2 separate regions of the Homo sapiens genome follow, and region 1 is linked to region 2. Evidence: read pairs that join two places in POLR2A ChIA-PET (ENCODE). Cell type or tissue: OCI-LY7. All regions are shown on one strand. Links, peaks and the distances in the headings refer to the core of each region. The heading gives the core; the rest is flanking DNA.

Region 1 (6,494 bases), core at 8-5,007, 230 kb before region 2:
TCCAGACCCCAAGAGAAGGTTCTGGATCCTGCACAAGAAAGAATTTGGGGCGAGTTCATAAAGTAAAGTGAAAGCAAGTTTATTAGAGAAGTAAAAGAATAAAAGAATGGCTACTCCATAGGCAGAGCAGTGGCACGGGATGTTCAACTGAGTACACGTATAGTTATTTCTTGATTATATGTTAAACAAGGGGTGGATCATTCATGAGTTTTCCAGGAAAAGGGCAGGGATTTACCCTAACTGAGGGTTCCTCCCCTTTTAGACCATATAGGGTAACTTCCTAATGTTGCCATGGCGTTTGTAAACTGTCGTGGTGCTGCTGGGAGTGTCTTTGAGTATGCTAATGCATTATAATTAGCGTATAGTGAGCAGTGAGGACAACTAGAGGTCACTTTCATCACCACCTTGGTTTTGGCAGGTTTTGGCTGCCTTCTTTATGGCATTGTTTTATCAGCAGGGTCTTTATGACCTCTATCTTGTCCTGCTGACCTATCTTGTCCTGTGACTAAGAATGCTTAACCTCCTGGGAATGCAGCCCAGTAGGTGTTAGCCTCATTTTACCCAGACCTTATTCAAGATGGAGTCCCTCTGGTTCCAATGCGTCTGACAATACTGCTGCCCTGAGGTGCCTGGTGCTGATTAGACCGCGATCAAGTGCATATTCGCTGTTGATTGATGTTACTCTCCTCTGTGCCACTCTCCCTATGTGGGCAGTCTCTTCTAACTGCGGGAACAGCAAACCAACCAGTGAGAAAGGCCATCGTCATTTCATTCTTTTGTGTGCCAAAGCACACAAACCACTTAGAGAATATTAGAGAATATGTTCTATTTCCTTCCAGAAAAAAAAAACCCACTTTTTTTTTTTTTTTGAGACAGAGTCTGGGTGGAGTGCAGTGGCGCGATCTTGGCTCACTGCACCCTCATCTTCCTGGGCTCAAGCAATCCTCCTACCTTAGCCTCCAGAGTAGCTGGTACTACAGGCACATGCCACCATACCTGGCTAATATTTTTGTATTTTTGGTGAAGATGGTGTTTCGCTGCATTGCCCAGGCTGGTCTACAACGCCTGAGCTCAAGCCATCTGCCTGCCTCTGCCTCCCAAAGTGCTGGGATTATAGGCATGAGCCACCGCGCCTGGACTCACACATTCTGTTTCGATTGAAGTATAAAATGAGTTAGTGTTGGTGAGTAAAACATGAAATTTATAAACCCAAACCCCAATCAGCAAGCTAGTGAGAGAGAGTGCTCAGCATGGGTGCTCAGCACGCAGGAAGTCCTTGAGCACAGGCTCAGCTCACTTTTCACTTACAATTGAAAATCTGCACTCAGGTTATGTCATCTTTGGATACTCCCTCCTCAGACTTCTCCCCAGATCTCTAGGCAAGGGGGCACTAATTAGACCAACGTGCTTTGCAGCCCTTGTTGACTATTTCCCTCACTTGTCGTTATAACATTGCCTTGAGGAGGAGACACTTCTACAGTAACCAGGACATGCCCGGGAAGTCCCATTGTGTGGGGCCCTTTACCCACCTTTTTGGCCAGCTTCCAGTGTTCTTGACTTACTGGAGATCTGGTAGTCTTACGGCCGAAACATAATTCGGTTTTCATTCTCTTATCTCATGTCCGAGAACCAACTATTCAACTTCCTCCCTCACTGCTGACTGGGGCGACTTTTCCATGGAACTAAAAATCCTCCACATACCCGCTCTATATGACCTTGTTCTTTATTTTCCAAGGTTCTTAACCTAATACAGTTATTATTTACAATTCTGTGTAAATCCTTTGTGGGATTTTTTTACATACTATAACCATTCATACATTCAACACATATTTTTTGAGTGTCTAGTATATACAACAGGTGTTGGTCTAGGTCTAGGGCTGTATCAGTGAATGAAACTAAGTCTTTACTGTCAAGGAGTTTACATTTAATTGGGTGACACAAAAACTACAATAGATAGATAATGTGTCTATTATAGAAATGATAATAGGTGTTATGGGAGAAAATTATTATAGTGTAAGGAGGACAGGTAGTCCAGGGGAGGGGTGTGGAAATACTGCTTTACACAAGGGTAGTCTGGGACAGCTCCGCTGTCAAGGTGGTATCTGAATAGAAATGAGAGAGTAAGCCATATGGATATGTGATGAAAGTGTCCCTGGCCGGGCGCGGTGGCTCACGCCTGTAATCCCAGCATTTTAAGAGGCCGAGGCGGGCGGATCACGAGACCATCCTGGCTAACACGGTGAAACCCCGTCTCTACTAAAAATACAAAAAATTAGCCGGGCGTGTTGGCGGGCGCCTGTAGTCCCAGCTACTCGGGAGGCTGAGGCACGAGAATGGCGGAGCTTGCAGTGAGCCGAGATCACGCCACTGCACTCCAGCCTGGGCGACAGCGATACTCCGTCTCAAAAAAACAAAAACAAAAACAAACAAACAAAAAAACGCAAAATTAGCCAGGTGTGGTGTTGTGCGCCTGTAGTCCCAGCTACTCAGGAGGCTGTGGCAGAAGAATTGCTTAAATCCGGGAGGTGGAGGTTGCGGTGAGCCGAGATCGCGACATTGCACTCCAGCCTGGGCAACAAGAGCAAGACTCCGTCCCAAAAATAAAAAAATGAAAATAAATAAAAAGAGACGGCCAGGAGCGGTGGCTTACACATGTAATCCCAGCACTTTGGGTGGCTGAGGCGGGTGGTTCAGCTGAGGTCGAGAGTTTGAGACCAGCCTGACCAACATGGAGAAACCCTGTCTCTACTAAAAATACAAAATTAGCCGGGCGTGGTGGCGCGTGCCTGTAATCCCAGCTACTCTGGAGGCTGAGGCAGGAGAATGGCTTGAACTCGGGAGGCAGAGGTTGCTGTGAGCCAAGATCACACCATTGCACTCCAGCCTGGGCAACAAGAGCAAAACTCCATCTCAATAAATAAATAAATAAATAAATAAATAAATAAATAAATACAATGATATTGCAGAGGCCAAGTGAAGAAAATGTCCATAATCATACTCCAAAATAATAGGCTTCCTTGGCTGGGTGTGGTGGCTCACACCTGTAATCCCAGCACTTTGGGAGGCCAAGGGGGCAGATCACGAGGTCAAGAGATGGAGACCATCCTGGCCAACATGGAGAAACCCCGTCTCTACTAAAAATGCAAAAATTAGCTGTGTGTGGTGGCTTGCATCTGTAGTCCCAGCTACTCAGGAGGCTGAGGCAGGAGAATCGCTTAAACCCAGGAGGCGGAGGTTGCAGTGAGCTGAGATCGTGCCACTGCACTCCAGCCTGGCGACAGAGCAAGACTCTGTCTCAAAAAAAAAAAAAAAAAGCCTTCCTTTTTTATTTTGTCACATGATATTAATTTACTTGCATATCTCCTTCACTAGACTGTTGGATTTTGTGGCCTGGGAATATATCACATCCATTACTCATCTCTAGGGCTTATGCTTAGCTCAGTGCCTGACACGTTAGACTTTTCTCCTTTTTTTTTTTTTTCAGATGGAGTCTTGCTCTGTCACCCAGGCTGGAGTGCAGTGGCACTATCTTGGCTCACTGCAACCTCTGCCTCCAGGGCTCAAGCAATTCTCCTGCCTCAGCCTCCAGATTAGCTGGGATTACAGGCGCCCACCACCAGGCCCAACTAATTTTTGTATTTTATTTTATTATTTTATTTATTTATTTTTGAGATAGGGTCTCACTTTGTCACCCAGGCTGGAGTGCAGTGGCGTGATCTTGGCTCACTGCAACCTCTGCCTCCCGGGTTCAAGCGATTCTCCTGCCTCAGCCTCCCAAGTAGCTGGGATTACAGGTGCCTGCCACCATGCCCGGCTAATTTTTGTATTTTTAGTAGAGACAGGGTTTCTCCATGTTGTCCAGGCTGGTCTCAAACTCCTGACCTCAGGTGAGCCACCCGCCTTGGCCTCCCAAAGTGCTGGGATTACAGGGGTAAGCCACTGCACCCAGCCTAATTTTTGTATTTTAGTTAAGACCGGGTTTCACCATGTTGGCCAGGCTTGTCTGGAACTCCTGGCCTCAAGTGTTCTGCCTGCCTCGGCCTCTCAAATTGCTGGAATTACAGATGTGAGCCACAGCATCAGATCTAGGCTTTTCTTGTTGGGAATGTTTTTCCTTCTTTCACAAAACCTTTTATTTTGAAAACAATATAAACTAGAGAAAAGTTGCAAGAATAGTGCAATGAACTGAAACGCCCTTCACCTAGATCACTAATTGTTAGTAAACATTTTGCCACATTTGTTTTTTTCTCTTTCTCTCCATTTGAAATTAAGTTATAGATATCACAACCCAACATGCCTAAATAATTTAGTGTCTATCCTTGAAGAAAGATATTCTCTTACTGTACAATCACCAAATTCAGGACATTTAACATTGATACACTATGATTATCAATATATAGTCCATATTCAAATTTTGCCAATTGTCCCAGTAATGCCTTCTGTAACAATCCTTCTCCCTTCACACATTTCATTTAGTTCTCGTGTCTATTTGGGCTCCTTTAATCTAGAACAGTTCCTCAAACTTTGTTTTCTATGACATGAACATTTTTGAAGTGCACAGTGTTGACAAAAAGAGTCAAACTCTGTAAAATATTTAAAGAAATTTATTCTGAGCCAAATATGAGTGACCATGGTCTGTGACACAGCCCTCAGGAGATCCTGAGAACATGTGCCCAAGGTGGTTGGGTGCAGCTTGGTTTTATACATTTTAGGGAGGGCATGAGACATTAATCAAATACATTTAAGAAGTACATTGGTTTGGTCCAGAAAGGCGGGACAACTCAAAGCAGATAAGGCAGTGGAGGGGCGGCGGGGGCGGGGGCGGGAGGGCGTCGGTCGGGGGGCCTTCCAGGCTATAGGTAAATTTAAACATTTTCTGGTTGACAATTGGATGAGTTTGTCTAAAGACCTGGGATCCATAGAAAGGAAATGCTCAGGTTAAGATAAAAGATTGTGGGGGCCGGGCACGGTCGTTCACACCTATAATCCCAGCACTTTGGGAGGCAGAGGTGGGCAGATCACGAGGTCAAGAGATGGAGACCATCCTGGCCAACATGGAGAAACCCTGTCTCTACCAAAAATGCAAAAATTAGCTGGGGTTGGTGGTGCGTTCCTGTAGTCCCAGCTACTCAGGAGGCTGAGGCAGGAGAATTGCTTGAACCTGGGAGGCAGAGGTTGCAGTGAGCCGAGATCGCCACTGCAATCCAGCCTGGTGACAGAGGGAGACTCTGCCTCAAAAAAAAAAGAAAAAAAAGATTGTGGAGACTTCGCTGGCCTGGTGGCTCACGCCTGTACCCCAGCACTTAGGCCAGGCGCAGCGGCTCACTCCCGTAATCCCAGCACTTAGGCCAGTCGCACTGGCTCACATCTATAATCCCAGCACTTTGGGAGGCTGAGGCAGGCGGATAGCCTGAGGTCGGGAGTTCGAGACCAGCCTGGCCAGCATGGTGAAACCGCTTCTCTACTAAAAATACAAAAATTAGCTGGGCGTGGTGGCAGGCGCCTGTAATCCCAGCTACTCGGGAAGTTGAGGCAGGAGAATGGCTTGAACCCAGGAGATGGAGGTTGCAGTGAGTCAAGATGGCGCCATTGCACTCCAGCCTGGGCAACAGCATGAAACTCCATCTCAAAAAAAAAAAAAAAATTAGCCAGGCATGGTGATGCGTGCCTGTAATCCTAGCTACTAGGGGGCCTGAGGCAGGAGGATCACTTGAACCTGGGAGGTGGAGGTTGCAGTGAGACAAGATGGTGCCACTCTACTCCAGCCTGGGCAACAGAGTGAGACTCCATCTCAAAAAAAAAAAAAAAAGATTGTGGCGAGCAAGTTTCTTTTGAACTCTTATAGTGGCTGCCCTTAGAGAGAATAGATGACAGATGTTTCCTATTCAGACCTTAAAAGGTGCTAGACTCTTAGTTAATCTCTTCAGGAGTGCTCGCTTCGGCAGCACATATATATGATGATCTCTTCAGGGTTCGGAGGGCCTGGAAGAAAAAGATATAGCTATGTTAATAGAGATTCTTTACAGATGTGAATCTTCCCCTCCAAAGGACAGCTGTGCAGGGCCATTTCAAAATATGGCAAAGAAACATGTTTTGGGGTAAAATATTTTGACTTTCTTCTTTGTCACATAATGTTATGCCAGAGTCAGATTGGAAAGTAAGTCACGATATATAGGGTTAAATCAAACCCATCTGATGAGAATTTATAGTTTGTAGGCCATGACTCTCCAGACCCTTAAGATAGGAATTTAGGCAAGATGAAAAAAAAAAAATCAGAGCTTAGTCTTCACAGACAAATAGATTTTTAGAATGTTCATCAATTTAGGTTTTCTAAATGTCTCTTCATGATGAGGTTTCTTCCATTTTTGGCAGTAAACTACATAAATGATCTTGTATATATATATATTAGAAATACAGGCCCAGAGCGGTGGCTTATGCCTGTAGTCCCAGCACTTTGGGAGACTGAGGTGGGCCTCACTTGAGGCCAGGAGTTC
Region 2 (8,107 bases), core at 1,253-6,252:
GGCGTGAGCCACCGCACCCAGCTGGGAAGTTTTCTTTAAAGCATCTTCGGAAAAGTTTCTTGTATAGCCCCGGCTCTTAGAGCCAGGCTGGCAACCTTTGATATGTAAATGCAAGCCATTAGAAACTAGGTCCACCCAAACATGGTGATTCCCCTGCCTTCTTGCCCTTTCCCCACAAGTTCCTGGCAACATGGCCGCCCCCATGTATTCCCACGTGTGTTAGAACATCATGGTGCCCCGCTTTTGCATATTAAAAGGCTATGGTGGGAGGGCCAGCTTTTTCGCAGATATGTGAATGACATGCCTAGTCAAACCAATCCCCTGAGCCCTATGCAATTCAGACACCGCCTCCTCCAGCCTCTGTGTACATATATCTAGCTGGTATCTGTGGCAGGTCGGGGTTCCCCTCTCTCAGCTTTGGAGCCCCCCTCCCTCTGTCTCTTTACAGGGGAGCTTGTTCCTCCTCCCTTCCTTCTTGCCTCTTCTTGCCTATTAAGCTCTCAAGCTCTCCACTCCTTAAAACCACTCCACGTGTGTCTGTGTCGTTTTATCTAAACTGGCACGAGGACCAAGAACCCTGGTGTTCCTCCACTCATCGGAGCTGTATCACTGGTAGATAGGAGCACTGCCATTTTTGATGCTTACATTTCAAAGAGATCTCAAGTCCTTGAGAAAGACATTCCTGGGTTTTACACATTTACAAGAGGCTTTTAGAAAGATTTATATACATCTGGGGCCAGGCGCGTTGGCTTATGCCTGTAATCCCAGCACTTTGGGAGGCCGAGGCGGTTGGATCACGATGTCAGGAGATGGAGACCATCTTGGCCAACATGGTGAAACCCCATCTCTACTAAAATACAAAAAATTAGCCAGATGTGGTGGCGCGTGCCTGTAATCCCAGCTACCTGGGAGGCTGAGGCAAGTGAATCACTTGAACCCCGGAGGCGGAAGTTGCAGTGAGCTGAGATAGCACCACTGTACTCCAGCCTGGGCAACAGAGCAAGACTCCATCTCAAAAAAAAGAAAAGAAAAGAAAAGAAAGATTTATATACATCTCACAGGGGCAGAGAGAATTTACAATGACAAATCCTCTAAAGAAAATGCTTTAAGAAAAGGGAAAGAATAGTCTTTTCCCTAATTTTTTCTTTTTGCTTTTGTTTGTTTGTTTAGAGACGGGGTTTTGCTATTGTAAACCAAAAGGTATCTGAGACAGGTCTTAATCAGCTTAGTTTATTTTGCCAAGGTTAAGGATGTGCCTGTGACACAGCTTCAGGAGGTCCTAACGACATGTGCCCAAGGTGGTCGGTGTGCAACTTGCTTGTATACATTTTAGGGAGACATGAGACATTAATCAATATGTGTAAGATGTGCATTGGTTCGTTCTGGTAACGCGGGATAACTTGAGGCAAGGGCTTCCAGGTCCCACATAGGTAAGAGACAAAAGGTTGCATTCTTTTAAATCCTTGATCATCTTTCCACTGAATACACAATTTAGGCTGGCTCAGTGAATCTGCATTTTTACATAAACAATAGGGCAGGGGAAGCAATCAGATATGCATTTGTCTCAGGTGAGCCTCCTCAGAGGGATGACTGAGTTCTGTCTGTCCCTTGTCCACAAGGAATTTCCTTCTGGGCAAATTGTGAGGGAGGTATGTAGCTTTTTTTTGAGACGGAGTCTTGCTTATTCGCCAGGCTGAAGTGCAGTGGCGCCATCTCGGCTCACTGCAATCTCCGCATACCAGGTTCAAGCGATTCTCCTGCCTCAGCCTCCTGAATAACTGGGATTACAGTCACGCACCACCACGCCCAGCTAATTTTTATATTTTTAGTGGAGACAGGGTTTCACCATGTTGGCCAGGATGGTCTCGATCTCTTGACCTCATGATCTACTCGCCTTGGCTTTCCAAAGTGCTGGAATTACTGGCTTGAGCCACCACGCCCAGCGGTGTGTAGCTTTTTATCTTTTTTTTTTTTGAGATGGAGCCTTGCTCTGTTGCCCAGGCTGGAGTGCAGTATGCGATCTCAGCACTTTGGGGCGGGGGCAAGATGAACAGATCGCTTGAGTTCAAGAGTTCAAGACCAGCCTGGGCAACATGTCTAAACCCCATCTCCACAAAAAAATATAAAAATTAGCTGGGCGTAGTGGTACCCGCCTGTAGTCCCAGCTACTCAGGAGGCTGAGGTGGGAGGATCAGTTGAGCCAGGGAGGCAGAGGTTGCAATGAGCTGAGATTGCATCACTGCACTCCAGCCTGTGTGACAGAGTGAGACCCTGTCTCAAAAAAAAAAAAAAACTTAAAATCTTTTTTTTAATTCTCTCAATTTCAATCTCACTTACTTCTTCTTTCAAAGCCACCACTGTCTGAACCTGGTGCCCTTCCTTCTGATTATAGTTTTCGTTGTTGTTACTGTGTTTTGTTTACTTTTACAATTTTGGAATATGAAAATATCTTTCTTTTGTAACGACAAATATGGAATACAAACATTACAACTTCTTTTTTTGCCCATCCTGGATTAAAAAGGAAATAATAGATGAAATGCCTTGCAAAGAGGACAAAATATTTTGGGGTCTAAAATGTGCTTTGCCCAGGATCTTGCCTTGTAATGATAATGACTCTCCCTTAGTGATCCAAACAAAGGAATGTGGTCAACTGTATGAACAAGGTTCAGTGAAGTCCTGAGTCACATGACAATCTGTCCTCCCCAAGCCTCTGTGCTTCAGAAGCTGGAAAGTCGTTCTACCCTTGGGCACAGGGTACATGTGCAGTAGCAATAAATAGCACCAGGAGGAATAGGAGCAACAAGTGTTACTGGTAGAGGGTCTTGACTACGAGTTGTCCAGGTCCTTGGCATTTTGAACAAAGAATTGAACAAAACGTACGAAGTAGCAGAGAAATGAAATGCAGGAATGAAGCAACGAGAGCAGGAATTCATTAAAGCGAGAAAGCACTTCACAGGGTGGGAGTGGGCCTGAGCAAGCAGCTCAAGGGTGCAGTTACAAAGCTTTCTGGGCTTTAAGTACCTCATTTGAGGTTCTTATCTAGATGAAGGATTTGGTCTGTGGCAAATTAAAGACTGAGGTGAACTGGCGCCCTGTGCAGATAAAGGGATGGTCCCTGCTTCGCCAGGGCCAATCCAAGGCACTCTCCTTTTCCATCCCAGCACTTTGGGAGCCTGAGGCAGGTGATCACTTGAGCTCAGGAGTTCAAGACCAGCCTGGCTAACATGGTGAAAACCTGTCTCTACTGGTGCTCTCGCCATTATTCCATCTGCTATGAGCCCCTTTCTGCATAAAGTAAAGTTTGCCTTGCTAAGAGAATTAAATTTATGTTTGAATGTTATTTCTTTGTAGCACTGGGGAACAAGCATTCTATTTCTAAATAAACATTTTTACATATAAGAAATGGTGGTCCGTACAGGGATACATTTTCCTCTGGGGTGGTCTCTAGTCCTCTCATGAGGGGGTCTCCCACTGCCTCATTGTGGTGGCCTCAGGGGTAGTAAGAAATTGAGACCCATCTGGTGTGATGAATAGACCCGGACTCTCAACAAGGCAGAAGAAACTGGCCAGCAATCTGGAGTAAATGATCCTCACATATGATGTGGACCAGGCGACCTCATGCATGAGCCAAGAAAGGAAACAAACCAGAGGAGCCGTACACCAGCACCTGCCTGGAAACCACATCCTCATCAAAAGATAGAAAGAAGAAAAACTCGAGGCAGCCTAAGAACCCTACCTTGTGCTGCTAACCACCGAGACTGCCGTTCGCACAGCAGAAAAGGATAGACACATCATACCCAAGTCAAAAAAGCGTCATCACCATCAAAGTTATAGGTCATTGTTCCAGGGTCAAGCCCTACCAAGTTAAAGCTAAGAAAACTTTATCTATCTTTTCTTTCCTTTAACTACTCCCCATCTTATTAATGTAACTAAATCTAACTCACCTCAAATTATTACTTTTAATGCCTGTTCAGTTATCACTCCTCTCATACCAAATGACAAAACCAAAGTCTTTGTAGTAAAAGTAAAAAAATCTAAAGCAAACCACAGCAATTAAAACAAGATATCAAGATGTAAATGACTAGCTAAAATACATTAAATATTCTGTCCGCACTCTAAATAAAAGCAATTGTTATGCTTGTGCACACAGTAGGCTAGAAGTCCAAGTTATCCCCTTTCCACTCAGATAGTCCTCTAATCGACAAGGCATGGACTGCATGGTAGCTCCTTTTCTTCTTTTGTCTTTTTTTCTTTTTTTTATCTGAGACGGAGTCTCGCTCTGTCGCCCAGGCTGGAGTGCAGTGGCGCAATCTCGGCTTACTACAAGCTCCACCTCCCGGGTTCAAGCCATTCTCCTGCCTCAGCCTCCCAAGTAGCTGGGACTACAAGCGCACGCTGCCAAGCCCGGCTAACTTTTTTTTTTTTTTTTTTTTTGTATTTTTAGTAGAGACGGGGTTTTACCCTGTTAGCCAGGATGGTCTCGATCTCCATCTCCTGACCTCGTGATCCGCCCGTCTCGGCCTCCCAAAGTGCTGGGATATAGGCGTGAGCCACTGCACCCGGCCGGTATCAAAATCCTGCAGCCTAAGATAGTAAAGTGTGCCAAACTCTCTCTACTATTTCCTAAAGTGCAGTACCCTGAGGGTCAGCCCCCCGAGGGCCATTCAGCCTCCATCTTCCAAGACCAATTTTACCTCGTGTCTCCAACGATAAAAGGAAAATTTAGCGTACTTTGAAGACTTAACATGATACAGCGAGGTCAGGCACTTCCAAAAGCTAACCCATCAGTCCACCCTTATTCATCCCCAAGCGGATGCATAGTAATACTGTAAAAAACCTTTACTAGACACTCTACCAAATAATTAGAGCAGCACTTATGCTCTAGTTCAATTAGCTATCCCTTTTACCCTGGCATTTCATCAATCAGAAAAAGAGAAATTACGACATAAGCAAATAAAAGAAGCCTCAAAAGAAGCAGCCCCTTACAGCTATTTTGATTCCCATGTCTATTCAGATGCAATTAGAGGTCCTCACAGAGTACCAAATAAATTTAAAACCAGAGATCAAATAGCTGCAAGGTTTAAGTCAATGTTGTTTTAGTGAGTAGCAATTAATAAAAATGTAGATTAAATAAACTGCATTTATTACTACCAGCAGCAATTTATTAACTATACCAAAGATGCTGTTAAAGAAATAGCTGAACAATTAAAACCCACAAGTCAAATGGCCTGAGAAAATAAGATAACTTTAAATATAATATTAACAAAGAAAGGTAGTGTTTATATTATAATCAAAACTCAGTGTTGCACCTTTATTCCAAACAACACTGCTCCCAATGGGAGCATAACAAGGACCCTCCAAGGACTTACTGCCTTATTAAATAAGTTAGCAAAAAATTCCAGCATTAACAACTCTATTTCAAATTAGCTCGAGAAATAGTTCAGCCAACAGAAAGAGACCATGGCCTCAGTCCTTACTTCTCTAGCAACTGTAATAAGTATACTTCTCCTTATTAGATGTCATGTTATGTTATACCATACATTTAAAAGCTAATCAAAACAACTAAGCCAAGACATATTTAAAAAAAAAAGTTTGAAGAAGAAAACTATAAAAACAAGACAAGGAAATTGTAGAAAGTAAAAAGTTCCTCTTCAAAGTTTCCCTTCTTGTTCAAGAATAAATCATAAGTGTTAGAAATAGTAGTTTCTTTTAAAGACTAACTGTATGCTAGACATGCGCACAGGCCTGTCCCGGCTCGCAGCCTATGCCCCTTCCTTATTTAAGAATGTTATTACCTTTCTAAGTCCTTTCGTAAGTAACTTCCTCTTTTCCTTTGTCTTTCTATTGCCTTTGCCTATTTAGAAAAGTTTTAAACTGTTAGCTAATCAGGTTTTAGTTTAGATTGTGAGGTCTGGCTTTAGCCAATGGAGACAGGACACAGTAGCAGGGACAAACTGCGTAAAGGATAAAAATTACTTCCCTCCATTGTTCAGGTGTGCTCTTGCCATTATTCCATCTGTGGTGAATACTTGACTTTCTGCAAAAAGTAAAGATTGCCATGCTAAGAGAATTAAATTTATGTTCGAGTGCTATTTCTTCGTAGCACCAAGGAACAAGCATTCTATTTCTAAGTAAACATTTTTTACATATAACCAACAAACAAACAAAAACCTGTCTCTACTAAAAATACAAAAAAATTAGCAGGACGTGGTGGTGCACACCTGTAATCCCAGCTACTCAGGAGGCTGAGGCAGGAGAATCATTTGAACCCGGGAGGCCGGAGGTTGCAGTAAGCCAAGATTGTGCCACTGCACTCCAGCCTGGGTGACAGAGTGAGACTTCGTCTAAAAAAAAAAAAAAAAACAGATAAAAATGTGTTATTTGTAAATTAGCTGGGTGCAGTGGTGTGGGCCTGTAATCCCAGCTACTCATGGGGCTGAGGTGGGAGAATCTCTTGAGCCAAGGAGGCGGAGGTTGCAGTGAGCCCACATCACGCCACTTCACTCCAGCCTGGGTGATGGGAGTAAAACCCGGTCTTAAAAATAAGTAGGCCAGGCTCTGTGGCTCATGCCTGCAATCCCAGCACTTTGGGAGGCCGAAGTGGGTGGATCATTTGAGGTCAGGAGTTTGAGACCAGCCTGGACAACACGGTGAAACCCTGTCTCTACTAAAAAAAATACAAAAATTAGCTGGGCATGGTGGCGAGCACCTGTAATCCCAGCTACTTGGGAGGCTTAGGCAAGAGAATTGCTTGAGCCTGAGAGGCAGAGGTCGTGGTGAGCTGTGATAGCACCACTGCACTCCAGTCTGGGTGAGAGAGTGAGAGACCCTGTAGGAAAGAAAAGAAGGAGGGAAGGAGGGAAGGAGGGAAGGAAGGAAGGAGGGAGGGAGGGAAAGAAGAAAAGAAAGAAAGAGAGAGCGGGAGGGAGGCAGGGAGGAAGGGAGGGAGGAAGGAAGGAAGGGAAGGGAAAGGAAAGAAAGGAAGGGAAAGGAAGAAAGGAAAAGGAAAGAGAAAGAAAAAGAAAGAAGAAAGAGAGAAAGAAAGGAAGGAAGAAAGAGAAGAAAGGAAGAAAGGAAGAAAGGAAAGAAAGAGGGAGAAAGGAAGGAAAGGAAAGGAAAGAAAGGAAGACAGGAAAGGAAGAAAGGAAAAGGAAAGAAAGAAAGCAAAAGAAAGAAAGAAGAAAGGAAGAAAGGAAAGAAAGAGGGAGGAAGGAAGGAAAGGAAAGAAAGGAAGAAAGGAAAGGAAGAAAGAGAAAGAAAGAAGAAAAGAAAGGGAAGAAAGGAAGGAAAGAAAGAGGCCCTGTGCACAGCCTCACACCTGTAATCCTAGCACTTTGGGAGGTCGAGGTGGGTGGATCACTTGAGGTCAGGAATTTGAGAACAGCCTGGCCAACATGGTGACACCCCATCTCTACTAAATATATATATATATAAAAAATTTAGCTGGGCATGGTGATAGATGCCTGTAATTTCAGCTACTTGGGAGGCTGAGGCAGGAGAATCGCTTGAACCCAGGAGGGAGAGGTTGCTGTGAGCCAAGATAACACCACCACACTGCAGCCTGGGCTACAGAGTGAAACTCTGTCTCAAAAATAAATAAATAAAAATAAATTAATTAATAATTGTATTTATTGCTGCTATTTTTGAAGTTAATTAAAGGTATTTTAAGCTGGGTGTGGTGGTTCACACCTGTAATCCCAGCACTTTGGGAGGCCAAGGTGGGTAGATTTCTTGAGGCCAGGAGTTCAAGACCAGCCTGGGCAACATCGTGAGCCCTCATCTCTACTAAAGATAAAATAATTATCCGGGTGTGGTGTCATGAGCTTGTAGTCCTAACTGCTCAAGAGGCTGAGGTGGGAGGATCCCTTGTGCCTAGGAGGTGGAAGTTGCAGTGAGTCGTAATCTCACCACTGCACTCCAGCCTGGGTGACAGAGCCAGACCCTGTCTCAAAAGAAATAAATAGGCCGAGTGGGGTGGCTCACGCCTATAATCCCAGCACTTTAGGAGGCCAAGGCAAGTGGATCACATGAGGTCAGGAGTTCGAGACCGGCGTGGGCAGCATGCTGAAACCCCGTCTCTACTAAAAAAAAAATGCAAAAATTAGAT

What was found. Peaks named below come from ENCODE experiments on the same cell type or tissue, not always from the same donor. Only the 100,000 strongest peaks of a DNase experiment are listed, where the experiment ranks them.
Region 1: POLR2A ChIA-PET joins it to region 2 with 5 read pairs; 2 of 35 experiments call an interaction of 5 or more read pairs at or near these places.

The regions. Positions count from the first base shown.
Region 1 is chr12:31,796,182-31,802,675 of GRCh38, forward strand. No RefSeq gene overlaps it. Among named protein-coding and RNA genes, the nearest start is that of H3-5, 7.1 kb to the left of the region's middle. In OCI-LY7, for the core only: no CTCF peak of the experiment used is centred there; no DNase peak of the experiment used is centred there.
Region 2 is chr12:32,022,387-32,030,493 of GRCh38, forward strand. No RefSeq gene overlaps it. Among named protein-coding and RNA genes, the nearest start is that of RESF1, 67 kb to the left of the region's middle. RefSeq lists enhancers at 669-1,342, 2,609-2,903. In OCI-LY7, for the core only: no CTCF peak of the experiment used is centred there; DNase peaks (open chromatin) are centred at 3,685 and 5,785; H3K4me3 peaks cover 398 bases.